Regions from separate parts of the Mus musculus genome. Here all the other regions are linked to region 5. The links are chromatin loops, found by intact Hi-C in ENCODE. Cell type or tissue: heart. All regions are shown on one strand. Region 1 has its middle 11 kb from the start of Mir7076. Region 2 has its middle 4.9 kb from the start of Tmem170. Region 3 holds the start of Gabarapl2 (gamma-aminobutyric acid (GABA) A receptor-associated protein-like 2). Region 4 holds the start of Tmem231 (transmembrane protein 231). Region 5 holds the start of Adat1 (adenosine deaminase, tRNA-specific 1).

The links. Peaks named below come from ENCODE experiments on the same cell type or tissue, not always from the same donor. Only the 100,000 strongest peaks of a DNase experiment are listed, where the experiment ranks them.
Region 1: a loop joins it to region 5, with 3 times the contacts of the local background. A loop is called at or near these places in 2 of 42 quality-filtered maps.
Region 2: a loop joins it to region 5, with 7 times the contacts of the local background. A loop is called at or near these places in 19 of 42 quality-filtered maps.
Region 3: it touches region 5 in a loop (3-fold over the local background); 19 of 42 quality-filtered maps call a loop at or near these places.
Region 4: a loop joins it to region 5, with 2.4 times the contacts of the local background. A loop is called at or near these places in 19 of 42 quality-filtered maps.

What each region holds. Positions count from the first base shown.
Region 1 is chr8:111,676,328-111,681,327 of GRCm38, forward strand. No RefSeq gene overlaps it. Among named protein-coding and RNA genes, the nearest start is that of Mir7076, 11 kb to the right of the region's middle. In heart, CTCF peaks have their summits at 85 (motif pointing right), 1,957 (motif pointing right) and 4,538; no DNase peak of the experiment used is centred here; H3K4me3 peaks cover 400 bases.
Region 2 is chr8:111,879,036-111,884,035 of GRCm38, forward strand. No RefSeq gene overlaps it. Among named protein-coding and RNA genes, the nearest start is that of Tmem170, 4.9 kb to the left of the region's middle. In heart, a CTCF peak has its summit at 2,754 (motif pointing right); no DNase peak of the experiment used is centred here.
Region 3 is chr8:111,938,388-111,943,387 of GRCm38, forward strand. It overlaps Gabarapl2 (gamma-aminobutyric acid (GABA) A receptor-associated protein-like 2), which reads left to right and starts at 2,316. Exons shown (of 4, transcript NM_026693.5): 1 at 2,316-2,465; 2 at 2,773-2,828; 3 at 4,115-4,287. The coding sequence starts at 2,432. In heart, a CTCF peak has its summit at 1,956; DNase peaks (open chromatin) are centred at 1,644, 2,254 and 2,934; H3K4me3 peaks cover 2,311 bases; H3K27ac peaks cover 1,921 bases.
Region 4 is chr8:111,932,033-111,937,032 of GRCm38, forward strand. Tmem231 (transmembrane protein 231) reads right to left here and starts at 1,781. Exons shown (of 7, transcript NM_001033321.2): 1 at 1,596-1,781; 2 at 1,328-1,497. The coding sequence starts at 1,734. In heart, a CTCF peak has its summit at 1,969 (motif pointing left); DNase peaks (open chromatin) are centred at 709 and 1,799; H3K4me3 peaks cover 1,726 bases; H3K27ac peaks cover 672 bases.
Region 5 is chr8:111,987,731-111,992,730 of GRCm38, forward strand. Adat1 (adenosine deaminase, tRNA-specific 1) reads right to left here and starts at 4,572. Exons shown (of 10, transcript NM_013925.5): 1 at 4,451-4,572; 2 at 2,475-2,682; 3 at 2,121-2,189; 4 at 93-147. The coding sequence starts at 2,643. In heart, CTCF peaks have their summits at 2,375 (motif pointing left) and 4,543; DNase peaks (open chromatin) are centred at 2,371 and 4,571; H3K4me3 peaks cover 1,297 bases; H3K27ac peaks cover 932 bases.

The DNA of each region.
Region 1 (5,000 bases), 310 kb before region 5:
TAATTTTAAAAAAATTTATGTGTAGGGGGTGTGTGGACTGCAAGTAAGTCTGTGCCCCTTTTGCATGCAGTACCCTTGCACGTCAGAAGAGGGCGCCAGAGCCCCTGGAACTGAAGTTACAGATGGTTGTAAGCTGACATGTGGGCACCAAGAACCTGACCCTGGGTCCTCTTTAAGAGCAATTGAGGCAGGAAGCCATTCTGAGTTCTACGACAGAGATCCTGTCTGAAAAACAAAGCAAACAAAATAAAACCTATCATGATTCAGCAGTGGAAAGATCCGACGAGCTCAGCGCCACCTTAAGCTACCAACACTTCCCCCACAAAAAGGGAGGGCACCTGGAGCCACATACACAGTCAGCCATGCAAGCCCCGAGTCCCGCCTTACCGTAGTCTTGAGTAGTTTTGCTCCAGAGACTCGCAGCCATGGTGGTTGAAGTTTTGAAGGAAGTAGCCTGAGACCTGCAGGAAACTTACCAGGGAAATCTTAAGCTCCAGGCTGGAGAAGGGAGGGAGGGAACAGAAACCCAGGCAGGCAAAGAGAAACAAAGTAGGTTTCAACATGGTCGGGGGTTTGAGTCTGAGAGACCAGGGTCCTTGAGTTCTCACAAACTAATTGCTGTACACTGACGGCAGAGGAGGGAGGTGGGACCTTGCCCAAGACCAGGCCCTTCAGCTGTATTCTCTTTAAAAGAATGGCCAGCGGAAGGCTCTCTGCCACCCACAAAACACAGCTAGCTCCACCTCCTGCAGTACTTGTACAGGAGCCGCTGTTGTAACATCGTACCCTGGGTGAACGCAGGCGCTTCCTGGATAAGGCTTGACTGCTGGGTTTATATATTTTCAGCTGGTAGAAAGCAAGGTCACCTGAGTGGGGATGAGAGCGAGGCCTGATTAACATGGGCTGACTGGAAACAGGCAGGCCAGTCACAGCAGCCCCTAATTGGCTTGTTTGGTTTTTGTTTTGTTTTGTTTTGTTTTGTTTTTGAGACGGGATCTCTCTCTAGCCCTGGCTGTCCTGGAACTTACTATTTAGACCAGGCTGATCTCGAACATACAAAATTCCACCTGCCTCTCAAGTGCTGGGATTACAGGTGTGCACATGGTAGCCGGTATTTTTTTCCCTAGTTGTTATGTATATTTGGATGAATTTGGGAATATGAGTCTGTTTTTTCTTTTCCTTGAGTTTTTTTTCTGGTTTGAGACAGGTTCATGTTGTAACTCCAGCCTACATACCCCAGGCTGGCCTTGACTTCAGAATAGGGCACCACGTCTCCTGGAACCAGAATTACAGACAGTTGTGAGTCCCCATGTGGGTGCTCAGGTCTGGTGGAAGGGCACAGTGCTCTGAGCCATCTCTCCAGCCCCAGATTACCCTTGAACTCAGGGTAATCTGGGCTCAACTAAACCCCACTCCCCTCACCCTTCTCAGCCTCTGTAGTGCTGGGATTCCATACATGAGACACCACAACCACCCCAACTCTGCCTTCCAAGTGTAAGTTTTGTAATAGTTAAGTACAGAGCAAGTGTATTTGATGAGAAGTTATCAGGTAAATAGAGATAGATGTGTTAGAGATACAACTTATACTCAGGGTCAAAGAACTCTCTTGCAAACTATCAAATTCATAATTTCAAAATAAAATTCAAATGGTTTAATGTTGAAATGATGATATTAGAGTATATTGGAGTAAATACATTTTTAAAATTAGGTCGCCTATTTATTTTTTTTTTTCCTTTTGGTTTTTTCCAGACAGGGTTTCTCTGTGTAGCCCTGGCTGTCTTGGAACTCACTTTGTAGACCAGGCTGGCCTCGAACTCAGAAATCCACCTGCCTCTGCCTCCCCAGTGCTGGGATTAAAGGCATTCACCACCACCGCCCTGCAGGTCACCTATTTTTTGATAAAGTACAGAACTGGGTTAGAAAATGACTGCAGTTTTAATACTGACCACCAGGTGGCAACCCTATCTCAGAACTGCTATGTTCAGCCTCCGCCAGAAGGACCTTGCCTGGAGAGAAATGGACCTAGGTTTGTGTTTGCTGTTCTGGTTTTATATTAATTACACCTTACACCTGGCCTGGTTGTGATCTTTGAGGTGCCTTATTTCAAGTCTTGCTTCTTCTCTGCTTGGCCTTTCACCTTTTGTTTTACTTTTCACAAATTCCACCCCAAACCAAGGCTGTTTCATGTCCTGAGTGACTAAGTTGTCCTGGCAGCCTTCGCCTCAACGCCATACCATCAAAACATCTAATATTCTACAGGGAAGAGAAAAAGTATTGTGAAGAACTTTGAGAAATGCAGAAAGGATCCCAGCCATGCTTACCAGCAGGCTGGGCTAGTATAACTCTGGCTGCCTCACCCAGAACGACCCAGAGACAATGGAGAGGAAGCCGATTTGAACCAGGAGCTGTGGTCAGGGCTGTGGCCAGTGGCTGAGGCTGAGGCTGGGCTGTGGGAAGATCAAATGGGAAGGAAAGGGCCTGAACCTGCTGTTTCTCCTCACTCTGACACCTTGGGTAGGAGGTGCCGGCCCCAGGCCCACCTCAAACAGCTTCTTCGTCCTCAGAATACGGGGGTCAGGTGCAAGTGAGGAGCCAGGGACAATGGGAAGGACACCCCCTGATTCCCATCCTGTTCCTCCAAGTCTCCTCTGGATGTCATGAAAAGACGAAGTGTTTCCCTGGTGCTCGGGCCTGTGGGGCTCTTCCACGGGCTCACCCACCACTTCCATCTGCCTGATTCTGAGACTTGGATCCCTTCCCTCTGCTCTAGTAGAGTTATAATGAGAAAATACTTGAAAAGAAAGCCCACTCATTGGGATTACAGATTCTGTTAGAAATAGGAACATTGGTGGACGTGGGCAAGATTCAAAACAGGCAAAAATAAGCCTAGTAAACAAAAGATATTAGTGATCAAGTAATAAAAGCCATTAAAGAATCCAGTAGGGTGCTGGGAAGTGGTGGCGCACGCCTTTAATCCCAGCACTTGGGAGGCAGAGGCAGAAGGATTTCTGAGTGCGAGGCCACCCTGGTCTACAGAGTGAGTTCCAGGACAGCCAGGGCTATACAGAGAAACTCTGTCTTAAAAAAACAAAAGACAAAACAAACAAACAAACAAACAAGATCCAGATCGGAGAGAGGTGTGTGCCTTCCTTCCTCAAAGGTCCAGACTAGAATGGAGAAGCAGAAAATCTCTCACAGGTGTGCCCTGCCCTCCATTTCTACATTGTAGTTCATTCCAGATGTAGCCAAGTTGACAACCAAGAATAGCCATAATACTCTGTCCCAAACAGAAACAAAACAAAACAAAAAATCCAGGTGTCAAAACTAGAGTTATTGTCAGGGGAATGGTAGGTAGGTAGCACATGCCTATAATCCCAGCACTCAGGAGGCTGAAGCAGGAGGATTGCCATTACTCTGAGTACAGAATGGACTCCATAGTGAGTGTAGGGCCAGCCTAAGTTACAGAGTAAAATTCTGTCTCAAAACAGACAAACAACAAAAACAGTCTGTTGTGATTGCAGTAACAATAATAGGTGACCGCTCATAATAAAATCAGTGCTTCAGAGAAATTAGTGAGTTGGGTCAGGGTAAGGAATGCTCTTAGAAACAAGAGAGAGAGAGAGAGAAAATAAGACAAGTGATGTGTAAGATCAGATGCCAGCACTCAGATAACTGCAGGCCAAGTAGCCCGAGTATAAAGTTAAAGAGATATAAATCTCCATTTGAAGAAATAATGGAGGTACATTCCTCAGATTTCAGAAAAGATTCAGTTTACCCAGAGGTAAAACAGGTGGCTGGCGTCCTGTAAACCTGTAGTTCCAGTTTTCAGGGGCTGAGACAGAGTGACCCTGGGAGGCTGAGACCAGCCTGGGCAACCCAGCGAGATCCGATATCAAAAACAAAAACAAAACAAAATAAAACAACCCCGCCCAACACACATTTGAGATGGCAAATGCTCCGAGATCTCTCTCTCTCTCTCTCTCTCTCTCTCTCTCTCTCTCTCTCTCTCTCAAGGTTAACTTATTTATTATATGTAAGCACACTGTAGCTGTCTTCAGACACCCCAGAAGAGGGCATCAGATCTCATTACGGATGGTTGTGAGCCACCATGTGGTTGCTGGGAATTGAACTCAGGACCTTTGGAAGAAGCAGTCAGTGCTCTGACCCACTGAATCATCTCGCCAGCCCTCCCCACTGCTTTCTAATTCACGCTACCCCAGATGCTGCCACAGGCTGCAGGAATGGCGCTGTGGTGGGAAATCAGCGCAGTGGCTGCCTCAGGAAGAGTCCGCAGACAGACAGGGCGGCTCCGGGACTTCTGCTAGCAGCCTGTGTGCTCGCGGTAGGAGCCCTCCTCAAACTGCACATTCCTGAGCTGTGCACCCTGCTCTCCCCTGAGACGTGCACCGGAGCAAGAGGGGGAAGATTGCTCAGAGGTAACTAGCAGGGGTCGCTGGGAAACAGGAGTTAAAATCTTCAGGACCCAATTAAAAGGCAGGTATGACCCTACATGCCTGTAATCCCAGCTTTAGAGGACAGGGGGCTCCAGCGAGCTCGTCGGCCCACCATACTCTCTGAAACAGCAAATTTCAATTCACAGAGAGAAGGTCCTGTCTCAAACAAATTAAAGTGGAGAGTGTCAGAGAACGACATCAGAAAGTCTCCTTTGTTCTCTATATTCGGCATATTCTGGAAGGAGCATCCACACATCACATCACATCACATCGTCTAGAGATGAAGCTCAGCTGGTAGGATAATCCTCAGATTAATCCGCACCATCCCATAAACTGGGTGTTCAAGAGTGAATTGGGGAGAGCAATATTACATCACACGAAAGGGCAATTACGGACCAAACGTTCCTCATAGATACAAATGAAGACAAATCTTCGGCAAACCACAGCTGAGTGAATCCAATAGTACATTAAAAGGATTATATGCCCTGACCAAGCGGGATTGGTCCCAAGTGTGCAGAGGGCGATTTGACTGAGGGAATCATCAGT
Region 2 (5,000 bases), 110 kb before region 5:
ATGTCTGGCTTCTTTTTTTTTTTTTAAAGATTTATTTATTTATTTATTTATTACATGTAAGTACACTGTAGCTGTCTTCAGACCCTCCAGAAGAGGGAGTCAGATCTCATTACAGATGGTTGTGAGCCACCATGTGGTTGTTGGGATTTGAACTTCGGACCTTCGGAAGAGCAGTCGGGTGCTCTTACCCACTGAGCCATCTCACCAGCCCTATATCTGGCTTCTATTACTTTTTTTTTTTTTTTAATGAAAGAATGAAAGGAAAGGAGTGGCTTCTTGCATGACACATAGGTAAAACTGGAATGATGTGGAGATTCGTACGGCCCCTGCTCAAGAGTGACACACAAATTCATGGAGCCCTTCCATATCTTTATAAGCACAAAAGAAGAGTCTAAGGAACAGAAACTGCTCTGAGAGCATAAGAGTGTAAGGTATGACAGCTCACACCTGTAATCTCAAATCTGGGAAGAGAAAGGAAGATTACTGGTAAGTGCAAAGCCAGCCTGAGCTGTCTCAAGTTGAGGAGGGGGCTGGAGAAGTGGCTTAGTGATTAAGTGTGCTTCCAGCTCCTCCAGAGGACCTGCCAGGAAGCTCACAACAACCCAGAGGACCCGTCACCCTCTCCTGGCCTCTGAGAGCACCTATACATATATGCCTCTCACCTCCCCTACCCCTCACACATATATTTTTTTTTCAAATGCAGCATTAACTATGTTTTTTTGGTTTTTGTTTTTATGGTTTTTCGAGACAGGGTTTCTCTGTAGCCCTGGCTTGTCGCGTCCGCTCTCGACCAGCAAGAACGACACGACCACCAGTCCTTCTAACAGCAGTTTATTCAGTCCTGATTCTTCTTGTTTATATCTCCCCCGAACCCTGGGCCTCTCACTCCTTTTATACTCTCTCTCATCCACGCACCGCAGGCCACGCCCCCTCGCCAGTCACGAGGCTTCAGCTAATCAGGGCAGCAGGGGCAAATCTCCACCAAATTGGATTCACCTGTATCCTGGTACACCTGCGCAGCACTCAAGATGTTTGTGTCTTATATGAGGAAGTCAGGTGCAAGTCATATGACTTAGCTGCAGTCCCTGGCACCTTTGGGACTGCCGCCACACCCGCTCCCCACACTGGCTGTCCTGGAACTCACTTTGTAGACCAGGCTGACCTCAGAAATCCGCCTGCCTCTGCCTCCCAAATTCTGGGATTAAAGGCATGCACCACCACCGCCCGGCCAGAATCAATTATGAATCAAATTAAAAAACAAGAGCTTGGGCTGGAGAGATGGCTCTTCTAGACATCTGAGTTCAATTCCCAGAACCACATGGTGGCTCACAACCATCTGTAATGGGATCTGATGCCCATTTCTGGTGTGTCTGAAGACAGTGACAGTTTAAAATAAACTTAAAAAAAAATACACTCTGAAAAATACTAGCCGTGCATGTACACACGCGCGCGCGCGCGCACGCGCACACACACACACACACACAAAACAAAAACAACCCTGTCTGGTAAAACAAAAAACCAAACCAAACCAAGAACAACAACAACAAAACCTTGGTCCTTCGTGATATGATAAAATCATATACTGGTTCAGTACTTATGCAGAAAGCCTGACTTACTTTAAGTTAGGAAATGGGGCTGATGAGATTGCTCAGCGGGTAAGAGCACTGACTGCTCTTCCGAAGGTCCTGAGTTCAAATCCCAGCAACCACATGGTGGCTCACAACCATCCATAATGAGATCTGATGCCCTCTTCTGGTGTGTCTGAAGTCAGTTACAGTGTACTTATGTATAGTAATAAATAAACCTAATAAATTTAAGTGTGCTTGCACACGCATGCACACACATATGCAGGCACACAGTAATAATAGCTTTTTTATATGTATGAATGCTTTGCCTATCCATATGTCTGTGTACCACATGGTGCCCTTGGAAGCCCAGAAGGTGTCAGATCCCTTGGAACTGGAGTTACAGACAGCTGTGAGCCACCATGTGGGTGCTGGGTATCAAACCCAGTTCCTCTGGAAAAGTAGTCTGTGCTGTTAACCACTGAGTCATCTCTCCATCCCACATCCCAAAGATAAAGTTGGAATAGAGAAAATGAAAAGAAGGAAGAGAGAGAGAGAGAGAGAGAGAGAGAGAGAGAGAGAGAGAGAGAGAGACCTTCCATGGGGAGATAGTAGTACCTAAAGCTAAATCAAGTAGCTTATAAGGGTAAGGACAGCCCATCTGATTTGGGCATAGAGATCATAAAGAGTCAGTTGTGGTGACACACACTCATAGGATATGCTGAAGAAACAGGCAGAAGGATTAGAAGTTGGATGTCAGCCTGTGCTATATATTTTGTGAGACTTGATGGCACATGCCTTTAATCCCAGCACTCGGAAGACCAAATAAGGATCTTTGGAAGACCAAAGATCTCTGTGAGTTCGAAGCCAATTTGATCCACAGCTGAGTTCCAGGATAGTCAGTGAGGATATACAGTGAGGCTGTGTTTAAGAAGAAAATATTGTTAGAGCCTGGAGGTGGTGGTGCACACCTTTAATTCCAGCACTCAGGAGGCAAAGGCAGGTGGACCTTTAAGTTGGAGGCCAGCCTAGTCTAAGGAACTAGTGCCAGGACAGCCAAGGCTAGATGGAGACACCTTGTCTCAAAAAACAAACAAACAAATGGTCCTGTTAATTCACTTCTGTGGGGTAGAAGAGTGGGCCAGGAAGATTCCAGTTCAAGCTAACGCTAAGGACCAGGTCAGTCACTAGAGGGCAGTGTGACAGAGGCCTGCCTGGGAAGGGTGGGGGAACCCTGCCTCTCACTTGATTCTGGCCAGGAATGTTTCCATATCGTTATGACTGCTGGTGGGAAATTAAACCCCCCTGGAAGCAAGCATGAAGGCATGCTTATAATCTTGAACAGGATAAAGACTTCAGAGAAAACCACCAAATCCAGAAGCCATAGGGAAAGAGCTCACGTATAATGGAGTCTGAATGTGCTGGCTTGACTTCCTATACTCAAATGCACAGCCCACTGAGGTATTTGGGTTCTGTTTTGTTTTTGGTTGGTTGGTTTTGTTTTGTTTTTTTTGTTGTTTTGTTTTGTTTTTTGTTTTGTTTTCTGAGACAGGGTTTCTCTGTATAGCCCTGGCTGTCCTGGAAATCACTCTGTAGACCAGGCTGGCCTCGAACTCAGAAATCTGCCTGCCTCTGCTTCCCTAGCACTGGGACTAAAGGAGTGTGCCACCATAGCCCAGCTGCCAGTCAAGTTTTATACATTAAAACGTGCAGCTGGTGTATATCAATTGCATCACAATAGAGTGTATGAAGTGTTGCTTTGGGTTTTGGTTGTTTGTGTGTGTGTGTGTGTGTGTATGCTTGTGTGCATGTTCATGGCATTAGGAGGATTGTCAGAGGACAACTTTATTTATTTATTTATTTATTCTTTTTAAAGATTTATTTATTATATGTAAGTACACTGTAGCTGTCTTCAGACACTTTCTTCTCTCTCTGGCCCTGCTCACTCCGGTCCAAAGATTTATTTATTTAAAGACACTATAGCTGTCTTTAGCCACCCCAGAAAAGGGCATCAGATCGCATTACAGATGGTTGTGAGCCACCAACTCAGGACCTCTGGAAGAGCAGTTAGTGCTTTTAACCACTGAGCCATCTCTCCAGCCCCCAAGAGGGCAACTTTCAAGAACTAGTTATCTTCTTCCACAACCTGGGTGCTGAAGACTAAACTCAGTTCACCAAACTTGACAGCAAATGGGTTTAGTTACTGAGCCATCTGACCTGCATTTTTACCCCCAAAGATGTGTTTATTTCTTTTTTTTTAAGATTTATTTATTCATTTATTATATGTAACTACACTGTAGCTGTCTTCAGACACTCCAGAAGAGGGCGTCAGATCTCATTACAGATGGTTGTGAGCCACCGTGTGGTTGCTGGGATTTGAACTCAGGACCTTTGGAAGAGCAGTCAGTGCTCTTAACCACTGAGCCATCTCTCCAGCCCGATGTGTTTATTTATTACTTTATCTGTGTGTGTTTTGCCTGCACGAATGAGTACTATGTGTGTGGAGTTCCTATGGAGCCTAGAAGAGGACATCGGTTCCCCTGAAACTAGAGTGACAGATGGTCTTGAGCTGGGAGTTGAACCCAGGTCCTCTGCAAGAGCTGCCAGTACTCTCTTCAGTCACATACTAGGAATTTAGAGCTGTTCACTAGCCAAACTCCTAGATCAGTGATTCTCACCCTTCCTATGGCTGTAATACTGTCATCCAGTTCCTCACGTTATGTTGCCCCCCCAACATAAAATTATTTTGTTGCTACTTCATAACTGTGTTTTTTGCTCCTGTTACAAATTGTACTGTAAATATATGTGTTTTCCAATGGCCTTAGACAACCCCCAAAGGGGTGGAGACCCACAGGTCGAGAATCACTATCCTAGACACGAACAAGGACAATATTAGCATGATTCCAGGTGAAGGGAGGCAGCCTTTGCACACGGGGCTCTGGGAACAGGGTACCGCTCATTGATGTAGGGACATCACTCATTGTCACCTGTTTGCAAGCTGGTCTATAATAAAATGAGGTTTGAACAAAAGGATTTTCCATACCTGTCACCAGGTGGTGCGCATACATACATGTAGGCACTCACACATACCCACGAAATAAAATAAAAAGAGGTTTCTTATGCAAACATTAAATTTGAGCTGAAGGCAATTAAGAATTAGCAAATACCACCAGGTGCAGTGGCAGGCCCTTAATCCCAGTCCTTGGGAAGCGAAGCCAGGTGAGTCTGGTCTCCACAGGAGTTGCAGGGCTCCAAGGTTACATGGTTAAGACCTTGAGTAAACACTGAAAAGAACTAGTAAGTGCCATTGGGCCAGAGAAGTGGCTCAGGGGGCAAAGGTACTTGCCATGCAAGCCCAACAACCTGAATTCAATCCTGGGACCCCCCAAAACTTGTCTCCCCAACACTCCGTGCCCCACAAGTAAATAAATAAAA
Region 3 (5,000 bases), 49 kb before region 5:
TCTGAGTTCCAGGCCAGCCTGGTCTACAAAGTGAGTTCCAGGACAGCCAGGGCTACACAGAGAAACCCTGTCTCGAAAAACCAAAAAAAAAAAAAAAAAAAAAAAAAAAAAAAAAAAAAAAACCAAAAAAAAAAAACCCCAAAAAAACAAAAGAAACAAACAAACAAACAAACAACTGAGATTTCAGGTATAAACCTCCAGGCTGGTTTATGTGTTTCTAGGGATTGAACCCAAGGCTTCAGGCATGCTGTCCTCTACTGGCTAAGCTAAATCTCCAGCTAGTGATTTCTTTCCCGTCTCTCTCTTTCTTACATTGGGGATTAAATCCAGGCCTGGGTGTGCTCCATCTCTGAACTACACTCCCAGGTTAACCTGATCGTTTAAAAAAAATGTCTGAATGAGTTGGGCGTGTCGGCAAAGTTCTTTAGTTCCGGGAGCTCAGGAGGCAGAGGCAGGCAGATCTCTGAGTTCTAGGTTATCTTGCCCTGCAGAGTGATTTCCTGGACAGCCAGGACTAAATTGAGAAGCCCTATCTTGAAAAAAAAAAAAATGCTTGAATGCATTACAGATCTTCTTAAAAGCTCTTGTTACCTGATGGTAAAAGTCACAGTTGTGCAACTCAAAACACCGGTTTGTTCCAGATCTTTCTGACCCTTATCTCGTCCCACTCCTTCTCATTTCTTTAGCCACTTGGGGTCCCCTGTGTTCCTGGCAGTTGACAATTTCTGTAGTAGCCCTCCACCCCAGCAGTGCTTCATGTTCTTGTCATCCACTGTTTTACTTTTCTAAATGTCACCTGTCATCACCTGACATTTAGTTTCTGTTCCCAAGGCACAAAAGCTCTGCTACAGCAGGGGTGTTGTTTGTTTTGCTCCATGGATTTCTCCCAGTCTCCAGAACAGCACTGTGTTATGTCTGCAACATAACACTCAATGCATTTTTTGTTTTGCAGAAGACAAACACCTAGTTGCTCAGACACAGTCTTTTTTTTTTTTTTTTTTCCAGACAGGGTTTCTCTGTGTAGCCCTGGCTGTCTGGGAACTCACTCTGTAGACTAGGCTGGCCTTGAACTCAGAAATCCACCTGCCTGCCAAGTACTGGGATTAAAGGCATGGGCCACCACACCCAGCTAACACAAAGTTTTAAAAGTTCTTTAAATTAAATTTTTTTTTCCTTAAGATTTTCATTATCTTCCCTGCATCTGGGTGTGTATGTGTATGGAGGCTTGCCACAGTGAATGCCTTGAGGCCAGAAGATAACCTTTGTAAACAGGTTGTCCTCCATCACTTGGGTCCTCAGGATTGAACTCCGTCTGGCAGGCTTGGCACCAAGCGTTTTTACCTGCTGGGAACTGAGTCTCTCCCCTCCCCCCAGTGGAAAATAACAAATACTTTCAGAATGAAGTTATAGCCACAGCATCTATCAGGAATTTCAACTGTAGGGAATGATTGATGACAAGGTTCAAACACTGGCTCTACAGATGCGGCAGATCATATAAGCACGTGGTCAGGTGGCCGATTAACTGCATATTCATGTTCTGTGTTCACCAGTGCATAAACAGATGGTGACCCAGAGCCGACTTCCTGGATGACTATGCTACGACTTGGACAGGGGTGGAACCTCGAGGCTTGTGCCTAGGGCAGGTGACACCCACAGCTCAGGGTTAGTGCCGAGCCACTCCCACTGCCAGCTCCTTCTCCTAGGGTGTCTTATGACCAGCTCTCCCAGGAATCCTCCCCGCCTGACACTGGCACTTCGCCTCTGACAGTTTCCGATAAAGAATCTCTGTGATCAGGGATATTCCGTTGACTAAATGAGTATGTGTGGTACTTGTTCATAAGTGTTCATGAATGTTTAAAATATGTATTCGTGAGTGGGAAGTGAGATTTGTTTAAATCAAATTTTAGGTGCAACAACTCCTATACTAGACCTCTAGGTGGTCACCAGTACTCGTTGCACACAGCGCTTGGAACAGGTTATCCCTCCATGCCGAGCTCCCGCCTTCTCACCCAGCCAAAAATTAATATTCATTTCTCCTTAAGCCCCAGACTTCCCCTTCCAGAGCCCTTTACAAGCGTTCCAAGCTATGAGCCATGACCTGCCTGTCATGCACAATCCTGAAACTCCATTCCAGTCACTAATTCCTAAAGTCTCCACTGTCACTCACAGACTTCCCAGCCACCTACGTCAGTCTCCATTCCCAGGAGCGCTCCTAGGTCTCCGCTTAGGCTCCGCCCTCTCACGTAATCGTAGCCTACTGAAGCTCTTACCAGGCCCGCCGGAAGCCCCGCCCCGGGAGGTTGCTAGGCTCCGGCAGCCGGAAGTCCCGCCTGTGGAGTAGTCGTCGCTGCCGCCGCCGCCTCCGTTGTTGTTGTGGTCGCTTCGCCGAAGTCCGCGGCTCGAAGAGCCGGCTCCGTCGCTTCCCGTCGCCATGAAGTGGATGTTTAAGGAGGACCACTCTCTGGGTAAGCGCGGTCGGCCTGCGGGGCCCCAGATCGCGGCCCCTCCCCCACTCCCGCCGCCCTGCCGGGCCCGCTGGGTCGCCAAGGCCCCGGCATCCTGGCGCCTCCCACGGACCCGTGTCGCCCTACGTGGATCTCGCTGGGAGTTCCTGAGGGGATCTGTGGCGAGGGACTCCGGGGCTAGGACTCGGGGCGTACGCACGCAGGCAGGTTGCGGGCGGAGAAGGGCGGACAGGAAGAAGGGGTTCCGGCAGCGGCGGCCCTGCTGTCCGGCAAGTGCGAATGTCAGCCTGGTTTTCTTCTTCCCCAGAACACAGATGCGTGGAATCCGCGAAGATCAGAGCGAAGTACCCCGACCGAGTTCCGGTGAGTGTGGACTCCCCGCCCCCTCACCCCGCTGTCACCCTTAGCGTCTAGGAGAGGTGTCGGGCGGGCGCGCTAGGCCGTGCAACAGTTGAGAACTTAAGGTCTCAAGGTGTAGCCCAGAGACCGAGGACAGCCTGGGGTTCCGCCGGCCCAAGCTTGGGGCTTAAGGGGCTGGTGCTGTCCAGGGGCACCAGTGCTGAATCTCCCGATCTAGGGCAGCAAGCTGCTTGCAGCCTCTCGGCTCCCTCACCAATTATGTAAGGAACCGTGTTCTAGGACAGGGCAACAGGTCACTGCCACTTTGGGGAATGATGGTGGAGGGAGACTGGCATTTGGGGTTGGATACGGTAGCATCCTTTCAAGGTAGTCATCTTTAACGCTGGACCTTTAACTTCGAGTTTCTCTTTACCCTGATTCTGCCATCCTTGTTTGACTAACAAATCTGAAATGCTCTCGTTTTGCCTCTAATCAATAAGTATGTTGCTTTATTTCTGCTTTCTGCCCTAGTTGGGGCGATCGTTTCTGATATCACTATTGATTTTTGAAGGACATAAAGTCTTACTATTGTAGTGCTTTGCTTGTAAACAGTCCCTTTGAGAAGCAGGAGGATAAATGTTAACTGTTCAGAGAGAAGCAACAGGCCAAATGAAAATGTCGGCTCTTGGGTGGCTGTAGTTGTATAGCTTTGCCCTTAGTTCATCCATTTCTTTCCAGTGTTGTTGGGGATTGGAATGCTCTAACAGGGTCTATCTATGGATCAAAAGATGACAGATGAAACCCTAGCCAGATCAATCTTTTCATCGGCCTAGATAAAATGTTAGAGAGCTACCCTTGCAGTGGGGTGGCACGTGCCTTCAGTCCCAACATTCAGGGGTCAGAGGCAGCTGATCTCAGAGTTTGGGGACAGCCTGGTCTACAGTTCCAGGACATCTGGGACTAACAGAGAGACCCTGTCTCTGGAAGAAGATAGAAAGCTTTGTAGCTGTGCTTCTCTTACAAACGCTGAGATCAGAAATGAGGAATATCAGTCAGCTCTGGGCCTCCAGAGCGGGGCTTCTTGAGCTGTGGGCATATTGATTTACTCATCTGTGCCGTTTCCCACACACTGCCTTGTCCACACTCTGCTCATCAGACTGGAGCAATCAAGCCCTGTGGGTAAGTGCTGGAGCTCGCTCTCCCTCGCCGTCCCTCTCACAGTGCTGGGAACCAGGTAGCAGCCTTTGTGGATTCCAGGCAAAAGTTGCTCTGTGGAGGACTGGCCTGAGCTTCTGACCCGTCTTTCCCAGGTGATCGTGGAAAAAGTCTCGGGCTCTCAGATTGTTGACATAGACAAGAGGAAGTACTTGGTCCCCTCGGACATCACTGTGGCTCAGTTCATGTGGATCATCAGGAAAAGGATCCAGCTTCCCTCCGAGAAGGCCATCTTCCTGTTTGTGGACAAGACAGTCCCACAGTCCAGGTAAGAAGTGTTTGCTAGCTGGGCCTGTGGCTTGGAAATCCATTCGCCGCTTATAAAACTCAAACCATAGGAGGTGTTCTTAGTACAACTTCTTCCTTTCCTTTTCCTTCCTTCCTTCCTTCTTTCCTTCCCTCCCTCCCTCCCTCCCTTCCTCTCTTTCCCTATCCCTCCCTCTTTCTCTCTTTTGGTTTTTCAAGATAGTTTATTTCCTCCTTTTTTTAATTAGATATTTTCTTTATTTACATTTCAAATGTTATCCGGAAAGTTCCTTATACCTCCCCCCATGCCCTGCTCCCCTACCCACCCACTCACACTTCTTGGCCCTGGCGTTCCCCTGTACTGAGGCATATAAAGTTTGCAAGACCAAGGGGCCTCTCTTTCCAATGATGGCCAACTAAGCCATCTTCTGCTACATATGCAGCTAGAGACACAAGCTCTGGGGGTACTGGTTAGTTCATTTTGTTGTTCCACCTATAGGGTTGCAGACCCCCTTCAGCTCCTTGGGTACTTTCTCTGGCTCCTCCATTGGGGCCCCTATGTTCCATCCTATAGATGACTGTGAGCAGCATCCACTTCTGTATTTGCTAGGCACTGGCATAGCCTCACTGAAGCTATATCAGGGTCCTTTCCGCAAAATCTTTCTGGCATATGCAATAGTGTCTGGGTTTGGTAACTGATTATGGGATGGATCACTGGGTGGGGTAGTCTCTGGA
Region 4 (5,000 bases), 56 kb before region 5:
TTTCTCTAAGTGCATGAAATTTCAACAAAACGCTTCCACTGGCATTCAGACGTGCATGACTTAAGTCTGGGCCTCACGTCTGTAGTCCCAGCTTCGTAGCTGGCTGAACTGGGCTTACAGCTTGGGCAGGCAACATAGCAATAACCCATCTCAAAAAGAATAAAAAAGCTGTAGGATTTAGTTAAAGCTTTGTTTATTCACTTACTAATTTTAATAGTAAAACGATTGGAGCAAATTAAAAAAAAAAAAAATCAAGGATGGGTAATGAGATAGCTCAGCAGGTAAAGACTCCTGCAGCCAACCCTGGGAATCCAAGCTGGATTCCCGGGACAGTGACAGGAGGGAACTGACCCCTCCAAGTTGTCTTTTGACTTTACATGCCAGCGCTACGCTTTTGAGACTGAATAGCCCTGAGCTTGCTGTATAGGTCAGGGAAGGGGGGGGGCAATCCTGCCTCAGGTGGAGGTTAGAAACAAAATATTTACTAACAAACACCTAGTTAAAGTCATCACTCTGCCCATGTCATTATATGAACGGCAAGGGATGACCGTAAGGAAGCACTTGATTTATGCGAAAGTAAACACTAAACTGCAGCCAGTAAAATGTTTCCCTTACACAGGAGACAGCTGCAGTGTGGCAAAGAGTTGAGAAGCCTAACCCAGACAGGCGTGGCTTGGCTAGAGCAGGACCTGAGAATTCAACCAATCACCGCTTGCCCCGCCCTACCCCGCATCAAGTCTGCATAAAAACACTGGTACTTTCTGTCTTTACAGCTTGGTGATGTTCAAACTCAGCAGCGTACTGGGGTGTACAGAACTCCGCCTACAAGCCCTCAAAGGGGTTTTTTCTTCAGCCACCTTTCCATTCAGAAAATGACCAGCACCAGAAACAGGCTCTGGACTCTTGTTGTCCGGCAAACACAGTGCCTGCACGGCTGCCTTTCTAGGGAAACCTGGAGAAACTGAATAAAACTATCTAGAAAGTTAAGCATGCGCAGGCCAAAGGGACTTTTGTTTCCAACCCTCGTGGCTCCTTAAGATCCAAGCTGTGGGACTGAGAGTGGCTCAGTGGTTAAGTCCTTGCATGCAAGCACAAAGCCTTGGGTTTGATTCCCAGCACCCCATATACCCCAGCAGGGCGTTGCATAGCGAATCCCCGGCACTGGGAAGGTGAAGGCCGAGTATCAGTTGTTGAAAGACGACTTTGGCTATATAGTTTAAGGCAAGCCTGGGATACACGAGACTCTGCTCTCACACCCGGTCAAATGACCCAAACTGGGATCTCACTCCATCCTATCACCCCCAGGATCCGGGCGGGAACCACGCACCGACACGAGCGGGACGCGCAGGTGAGCCCCCTGCAGCCGGTTGAAGGTGGGGAACGTGCTCCAGGCGAGGAAGGCTTCAGGCTCCGGCCCCAGGAGAGCCACGAGCAGCACTTGGTGCTGGAAGCGCACGTTCGGCTGCTCCTCGTAGCTGCTCCGCTTCAGCCAAAACCCTGCGGGAGACAAGGCGGGTTGGGGGGAGCCAGGTTAGGATTGCCGGCCTGGGCCCGCCGGCCGCGCCGTGTGGCCCTCCAGGCCCGGGCAGGCTCACCGTGGCTCCGGAAGGCCACCAGCAGCGGGGGGATGTAGGTGAGCGCGGTGGTCAACAGCAGGAAGAGCGCGGCCTTGGAGCAGAGCCCCGCGCGGTAAGCGCGCTCGATTGGGTGAGAGAAGAGATGGTACAGCGCCATGAGCGCAGGGCCGCAGCGCCGAGTCTCCACGGCAACCGACGGCGGGCAGAGGAACCAATAGCAGGCATGCAGGCCTCTAGAAGGGGGTGGAGCTAGCAGGAGGAGGGTCCTGTGTTAGTGCTGTGCCTGCGCGTCTCTTCAAGAAGGCAACTGTATGGGCTGGTGAGATGGCTCAGCCGGTAAGAGCGCTGACTGCTCTTCCAAAGGTCCTGAGTCAAATCCCAGCAACCACATGGTGGCTCACAACCATCCATAATGAGATCTGACGCCCTCTTCCGGAATGTCTGAAGACAGCTACAGTGGTGTACTTACATATAATAAATAAATCTTAAAAAAAAAAAAAAGAAAGCAACTGTAATGATATTTTCACTCACCAAAGTCTGTGTCAATTGTACAAAATCAGACGTGCATAGATGTTGACATCACCCCATAGATCATCTATTAACTCATGACATAAGGATGGTTGATGTAGCTTAGTTGGTAGAGGGCTAGCCTACTATACAGGAAGCCCTGAGTTCATCTCCAGCACTTCATTAAACCAGGCACCTTGGCCCACATCTGTAACACTAACAACTCTTCAGGTGAAGACAGAAGGATCAGAAGTCCAAGGTCATCTTTAGCTACATTGTGAGTTTGAGACCAGCCAGAGATACTGGAGACTTTGTTTCAATGCAAAAACTCCATTGAGGTTCATACTGAAGTCGGGACATTCCTATAACAAGGCCACCGTCCTAGAACCAGGTACTTTTGTCTTCAAGGTTAATGCTTTCACTATGCCCCATAGCAGGAAAGATAGAAAACAGGAAACAAACCCCCTGATTATTTAAAGGTTAGAACAAAAACAAAAAATAAAAGGCCGGGCGTAGTGGTGCACGCCTTTAATCCCAGCACTCAGGAGGCAGAGGCAGGCGGATTTCTGAGTTTGAGGCCAGCCTGGTCTACAAAGTGAGTTTCAGAACAGCCGGGGCTACACAGAGAAACCCTGTCTCGGAAAAAAAAAAAAAAAAAAAAAGGTTAAAGGGTATTTTACTAAATGGCTCCTTCTGTTGTACTTTGTTAGCTATAAACACTGATACTGTCTTCCCCAAAGTTAGCATTAGCTGATCACTTAGGTAAATACTAACACCAATATCTTAACATGGAAGACAGATTTTTACCTGTTTGGAAGTAGGGTCTTACTATGTAGCCTGTGCTGGCCCTCAATTCTCCTTTCTCCAGGTCCTCTGCAAGAACAATCGGTGCTCTTAACAATTGGGTCATCTCTCCAGCTCCCACCATCTATCTTAATTCTGGAAAGGCTGTCCTCTGACCTCTACATGCCTGTCATGGTGCTCATCTGCATCTATGCACAAATAATGAATAAGTAAATGTAGTGTAACATGTAAGTAAGCTGGAGAGGCCGGTTTTCCAGAGGATCAAGGTTTGACTTTCAGCACCCACACAGGGGCTCAGAGCCAACTGTAACTCCAGTCCTAGGGGATCCAACAGCTTCTGTGGGCACTGCAGACACATGGTCCATAGACACACACGCAGGCAAAACACCCAAACACATGTAGTTAAAATAAAGGTGTTGGCACACAGCTTTGATCCCAGTGTTTAGGAGACAGAGGCAGTCAGATCTCTGAGTTCTAGGCCAGCCTGGTCTACAGAGTGACTTCCAGGACAGCCAAGGCTACAATGAAAAACCTTGTCTCAAAAAATAAATAATAATAATAATAGGAAATATAAATGTATTTTTAAATTAAAAAATAAAAACTGTGCTTAAATAACCGTTTTGGAATGGCTGAATGTAATGTAGATTCTTTGTGGTGGTTGTTCTCTGAGTAAGAGAATGTTTGCCTCCAAAGAGTCGACAGAAGGAAACATACACTGTCGCTAAGTCACCGGTGAGACAGGGAGGTGACTGTTACGAATTTAGAAGTATAAAATGGTTTAGCCTTAGCTGGGTGTGGTGGTGTATACCTTTATTCCCAGCACTGGGGAGGCAGAAGCAGAGACAGAGGGAGGTGGATTTCTGTGAGTCCCAGACCAACCCAATCTACATTGTGTTCTCCTGTCCCTGAAGTTTGCCTCAAAAGATGATAAAGTCATTTCCTTCCAACTATGTATTTCAGATGGGAGTAGGGGGTTCATACCTGAAATCCTAGTGTTTTGAAGGCTGAGACAGGAGGATCAGGTGTTTAAGGCCAAGCTTGGCTACAAAGCAAGCCTGAGGCCAGCCTGGGCTACATGAAACTAGCACAACCATCCAAGCCAGGCTGGTTCAGTAGGAAAGAACACTGGCAGCATAAACAGGAGCTCAGGAAAAAGCCAGATCAGGATGTGTGTGCCTGTAATTTCAGGATGGCTGGGGCTTTTGGTGACTGCTAGACTAGCTCCAGATTCAATAAGAAACCCTGTCTCAGAGGAATAAATGATGTGTGGTAGGGAGAGACCCCTGATATCCTACTGTGACCATCACATCTATACACGTGGGCACAGGCATCCACATACATGAATGTATAAACCACAAGCATAGGAATTCAAGTCCAGTCTTGGCTATATTGTCCTGGGATACACACACGAGACCTTGGTCATAAACAAAATTAAAGAAAACATCCAAACAGCATCACCACCAACAGTAAAAACAAACAAACAAACAAACAAACAAACAAACAAACAAACAAAACGGAATGGAACCCTTAGTTCTTTTTGTATCCACCACAGGAGCTCCTCCTTGGAGTCTTGGGTCAGGTTAGCACTCCTGCCTCAAGACTGGCCAGCATTTCTTTTGCCTAGTCACTTCCTAGTTCTTTCCTTGAGCCTGTATTTTCTTTCCTTGGCTTTGTGCTGGCCCCTGGCTGTCTTACACTGTCCATGTCTGCCTCTGTCTCCATCATCCTAAGTCCATCCTGCCTGACTTAATGGTCTGCCATGATGGTTGATCTACCTCCTACTGCTCCACTCACCTCCTCCGTTTGCTGCCCCCATGTAGAAGGCATCCAGTGCCTTAGAATATTTGAGAAAGCTAAATGCAATGACCAACACATGGATGCTTTAATGAAGGATGAACCAAAAGAAAAAAAGGTACCATCTGAGCAAATAAGACAGAAAGACATTGCTCCTCATCATAGTTGTCGTGGGACGTGCCTGCCTATTGGGTGATGAACAGTGGGTTTCTCCCTAGGAAGTGTACTTAGCTCTTACATGCTTTTAAGGGATAGACACAGGTCTTGGACTGGGATAGTGTAACCAAACCAGCTCAGTCAGTCAACAGTTTCTCCAGG
Region 5 (5,000 bases):
AGTTCTGCGAGACATGATCTGCATTAGCGCCAGCTTCCTAGAAATGCAAACCCCGTTCCAAGACCGAGACTATTTGGGGAGTGTAGCTTTACCTCTGGAAACTCCTTCTGGCTATGATCTCAGCATGGCTGTCATTGAGGATGTCCCCTGTGGCAAAGACAGGACATATATTGTAATGAAGACGTGGCATCGAGAGCCTGGAAGAACATCCAGCAGGCCCCCACGCCAGCACTCAGGATGACCATGTTACCCTTGGAGGGCACTGAGCTTGTGTTTCTCAATATATGGGACCATAAGACACTTTGGATAGGGGGAAAGCCTACAGGATATAGGAAGAAGTGGGCGTGGTGGGGCATGTCTTTAATCCTAGCATTTGAGAGGCAGAGGCTGGTGGATCTCTGTGAGTGTGAGGTCAGCCTGGTTTATACAGGGAGTTCTAGGCCTGCCAGGGCGACACAGAGAGACTTTGTCTCAAACAAACAAACAAGCCAGCAAAAATATACAAAATCGTTTAGCCACAAGATGTCAAGAATACCCCTGCCCATGTGATGATGACCAAAATACTCTGGACAATGCCAAAGACACCTTGAATACAAAATTGCCAGTGACTGCCAGGTCCACAGTAGTATATGTAACCCAAGGTTTAGGCAGGAACACCATGAGTTCCAGGCCAGTCTGAATGACATAGCATTTTATAGATACGCCTGGCCTATATAGTAAGATCTTATCTCAAAATACTAAGTATAAGCAAAACAAAGTACCTCTAGTCGAGAACCACTGATTTAGAGAAATGATTTTTTAAGTGCTTCAAGATTGAATCTAGGGTCTTACGCAGCCAGGCAAGTGCACTGCCCCTGAGCTACTGCCCCAGATTCTCTCAATTTTTAAAAGATATCTATCTTATTGTACTTTTATTTATTTTGTATATATGTGCCATGGTGTGTGTGCATGTGACACAAGATGCATGGTGACATCAGCGGACGATTCAAAGCCTCCTTCTTCTACCGTGTGGGCTCAGGGAATCAAGCTTACCTTGAGGCTCGGTGACAGGCAGGGTCTCACCTTGAAGCTCTAGCTGGCCTGGAGCTCATCAGAACGCCATAGAAATCCACCAGTCTTGGCTTCCCAAGTGCTGGGCTTACAACCATGCACCACCAACCCTGACACTTACTCTATTTATTTATTTTTGTGACTTGGGGGTTTCACTAAGCTGGTTAAGTTCTTCTTCAACTCCACCTGTGGCCCAAACAGGCCTTGAAATTTAGATCCTCCCCCTGCCTCAGCTTCCTAAGCCACTGAGATTACAGGCTTGTGCCACCCGGTTACAGAAATCTTGCGTCTGCAACTCAGGGATGGAGATCTCTTATACCACGGCATCATAGTCATGCTCACGGTGACACATTTCCACAGCGGACGTGACACTGTCCTGGAATACAGGAGTGACGGCTAGGAGGACGGAAGGGACGTCAGCATTCTTGCTGATGCCGAAGGCCTGTTCATGGTTGCTTGCCGGCTTCCGAAGCTCCAAGGCTGCCCCTTCTCCCTACTAAGCCCGACTGCCTTCCAGATGTAGCGTGGGATGACTGAACTCAGGAACCTTTGGTTCAAACCTGAGAGCGCTGACTGCCTTTCAGAAGCACAAGCCTGGGGATTTCCGCCCCGATTTGGATTTCTTTTCCTTCTTTTCTCTTGAGGCAGAGAATTTACTATGCTGGTCTTGAACGTCTTTGCCACAGCGTCTAGTGTGGGGTTGACAGGGATGCACCACCATGTTCATGTTCAGCTCTGGATTCTCATTTTTTAAGAAAATGAATGGTCAGCTGGGTGGCGGTGCATACCTTTAATTCCAGTGCTAGGGAAGCAGAGGCAGGCGGATGATCTCCGTGGGTTCGAGGCCAGCCTGGTCTATAGAGTTCCAGGACAGCCAGGGCTACACAGAGAATCCCTGTCGCAAAAAAACAACAACAACAAAACGAAGCCAAAGAACGGTCTTCGGATCCTGAGGACAGTCAGTGGTGAATGAAGGGTCAGCCACTCTAAGCAGCATGGCCCCATTTCCTTGACAAGGTCAGTATGGACTTAGCACAGAGACTACTGTTTAGAGCCCAGTCTTTGCTTACCGCTCTCTCGCATCTTGGACTGGCCTATGCATTTTGTTCCTGTTCCCATTGAGACAACTTCCTTTGTCACTGAGAGGAAAAAACAAAACAAAACAAACAAAGCATTAATTAAGCGAGTGGACTCTCAGAGGCTGAACACTTCCTAGTGTTTCGGTTTAATAAGTCCACATTCCTCCGTTCTCTGGAGGATTCTCACAGATGGAGTCAACGGGACTGCAGTTCCCTTGGGGTGGTTTGTCGCCACCAGAAGTACTGCGCCACCTGGTGGGCAAAATGGGGAAAACACCTAACATAGTTCCCATAACCCAGTAAGTTGCAATGGTTGCTGACAGGGAGAAAGAAAGGGGCTCTCACCTTGCACTTCCTTCTCAGGGATGTCACAAGCTTGGTTAGCTGAAGCCTGAATCTTCACCACAGCTGCCAGCAAGGTCCACTCACGATTTGGCTCAGGCTTCCCCTGCTTGGGCAGTCTGACGTTATAGTGTGCATAGCACAGCTGAGCGATCTCATCCGCGGTCCACATAGGTGGAGCTGGAGCTGAGGCCACTATAGAAAGCCAAATCTATCAGAACAGAAAGGAGAAACAGCGTAGTAAGATAGAACCTCACTCCAACACTCCAGCCATCTCTAGTGAAGCCCCACGGTGCTCAGACTAAGGTTGTTTTTTTTTTTTTTTTTTCTTATTAACCTCCCTCCCTTCCCATCTTTAATGAAGAGTGAAGCCCAGGGGCCGGGCGTGGTGGTGCACGCCTTTAATCCCAGCACTGGGGAGGCAGAGGCAGGTGGATTTCTGAGTTCGAGGCCAGCCTGGTCTACAAAGTGAGTTCCAGGACAGCCAGGGCTACACAGAGAAACCCTGTCTCAACAAACAAAACAAAACAAAAAACAACAAAAAAAGAGTGAAGCCCAGAAGACAAGCTATTTCTTCAAGATCAACACAAATGATAAGTTAATGAATGTGGCCATTCTATGTTTTACACTGTCCTCTCAGATTTCAGCTTGCTTTGGGCATGTTAGCACCTTACAAGGTTTCTTTTGAGACAAATGTTCTTTTCCTCCGTTTCTAATCTACCTCACTCCAGCAAATTTCCAAAGTCTCTCACTGAAAGCTCTCACAGCAGCTGTGTTTAAGGGTGTGGGCATGGAGTTATACTTTCTAGGTTTCAATCTCAGTTTTAATACAGATGAACTGTGTGATTCCTGGGTAATTAGTTTTCACATCTGTTAAAACATGACTAATAGTATTTAACATTTTTTTTTCTAGACAGGGCTTTTCTGTGTAACAGTCCTGGCTGTCCTAGGACTTGCTCTGTAGACCTGGGTGCCCTGGAACGCACAGAGATCACCTGCCTCTGCCTCCTTTGTGCTAGGATTAAAGGCACGTGCCACCTAGCTAGTATTTAACATCTCTTATAAATACTTAAAAAGGCAAATGTCTATATACTGTGATTAGCATTCAGAAGATACAACATTTGGTGATCTGGGAAATTTGTATTGGTGGCAGAAGAGAAGCAATGTAACGGGCACACCAAGCCACTTCCATACAACCTAACAGAACATTATGCAGATCAGATCTGAAAGAGGCCTACAGTTGGCAGAAGAAATTCTCTCACTCTTGGCTGTTAGCGCTCACTGGATATAGCTCGACTTCAGTCGATTATATAAAAAGCTCCGTAGATGAGCTCACGCGATGGCTAGAGATGGCAGAGCATTTGTAGAATAAACAACAGAATTGTTTTTTTTGTTAGTTTGTTTTTTTTCTGAGCTCTGATGCGATGTTTTGGCAAGGTATTTCTAAGACTTCTGCAAAATGCAGGCACATTTTGCAGTAAATGGTAATGACTATTCTGGCAGGGGCTGACAGAGATTGTAACTTTCAAGTCTAACGCAGAGAAGTCTTGTATTTCTAGAAGGAATCCCAGAATCCTGTTAGTTCCTGATAGGCATCACAGAAGTTTATTTTATGAAGGTAGCCATCTGCCATTAAATTCGAGGTACACATTAGAACTACAAAACAAGGGGACGAAGCGGTCCAAACTACATCACGTCATTCACGCAGTTGTCGAACGTTTCGATATTTTGGGTCCGCTGTAATTCATCTCTACAACCCCAGGGCTCCTTCATACGAAGCAGCTCACAACAGGTATTGCTTTGGCTAAAAATAACAGTGCAAAGGTTGAAAAAACAAACAAACACTTCTTTTCCCACCCTTCCTACCGCAGGGCTGGAGAGCCTAGCAGGGCTGAGACCCCTCCCCGTGGGAGCAGTGGACACAGGTCCTCACAGTCTCCCCCCACCGCCCTCCCCTCGGCCAACTGTGTAGAGCTAACCCCGAGACGCCGATCCGGAGTCCCTCACACCCTATTATCCACGCGCCGCAACCTCCACGCGATGCCCCTCTACCGCCACGCTCGTTTAACCAGGTTGCGCAGCGGAAGTGACGCCCTAGAGGGCCGCTCCGGTCAAGCTCTGCCCGCAAAGCACGCTGGTCTTTGTAGTCTGTGGGAACGGTGCAAAGGGGAGGAAGCCGCCTCCGCAGCAAAGACCGACTTAGCTCGCATCTCATCAAAATTTTGAACAGAACTATAAGCAGATCCTCTGACAGTTTCTCACCTCAGTCATGGGCTTGGATGACCTGGCCCTCACTCATTTCTCTCATAACCCATTGTTATTCTTCAAATCGTTTCTTTTTTTTTTTTTTTTTTTTTCGAGACAGGGTTTCTCTGTGTAGCCCTGGCTGTCCTGGAACTTACTCTGTAGACCAGGCTGGCCTCGAACTCAGAAATCCACCTGCCTCTGCCTCCGGAGTGCTGGGATTAAAGGCATGAGCCACCACTGCCCGGCTCTTCAAATACAGTCTTATGGACATATATGCATGTA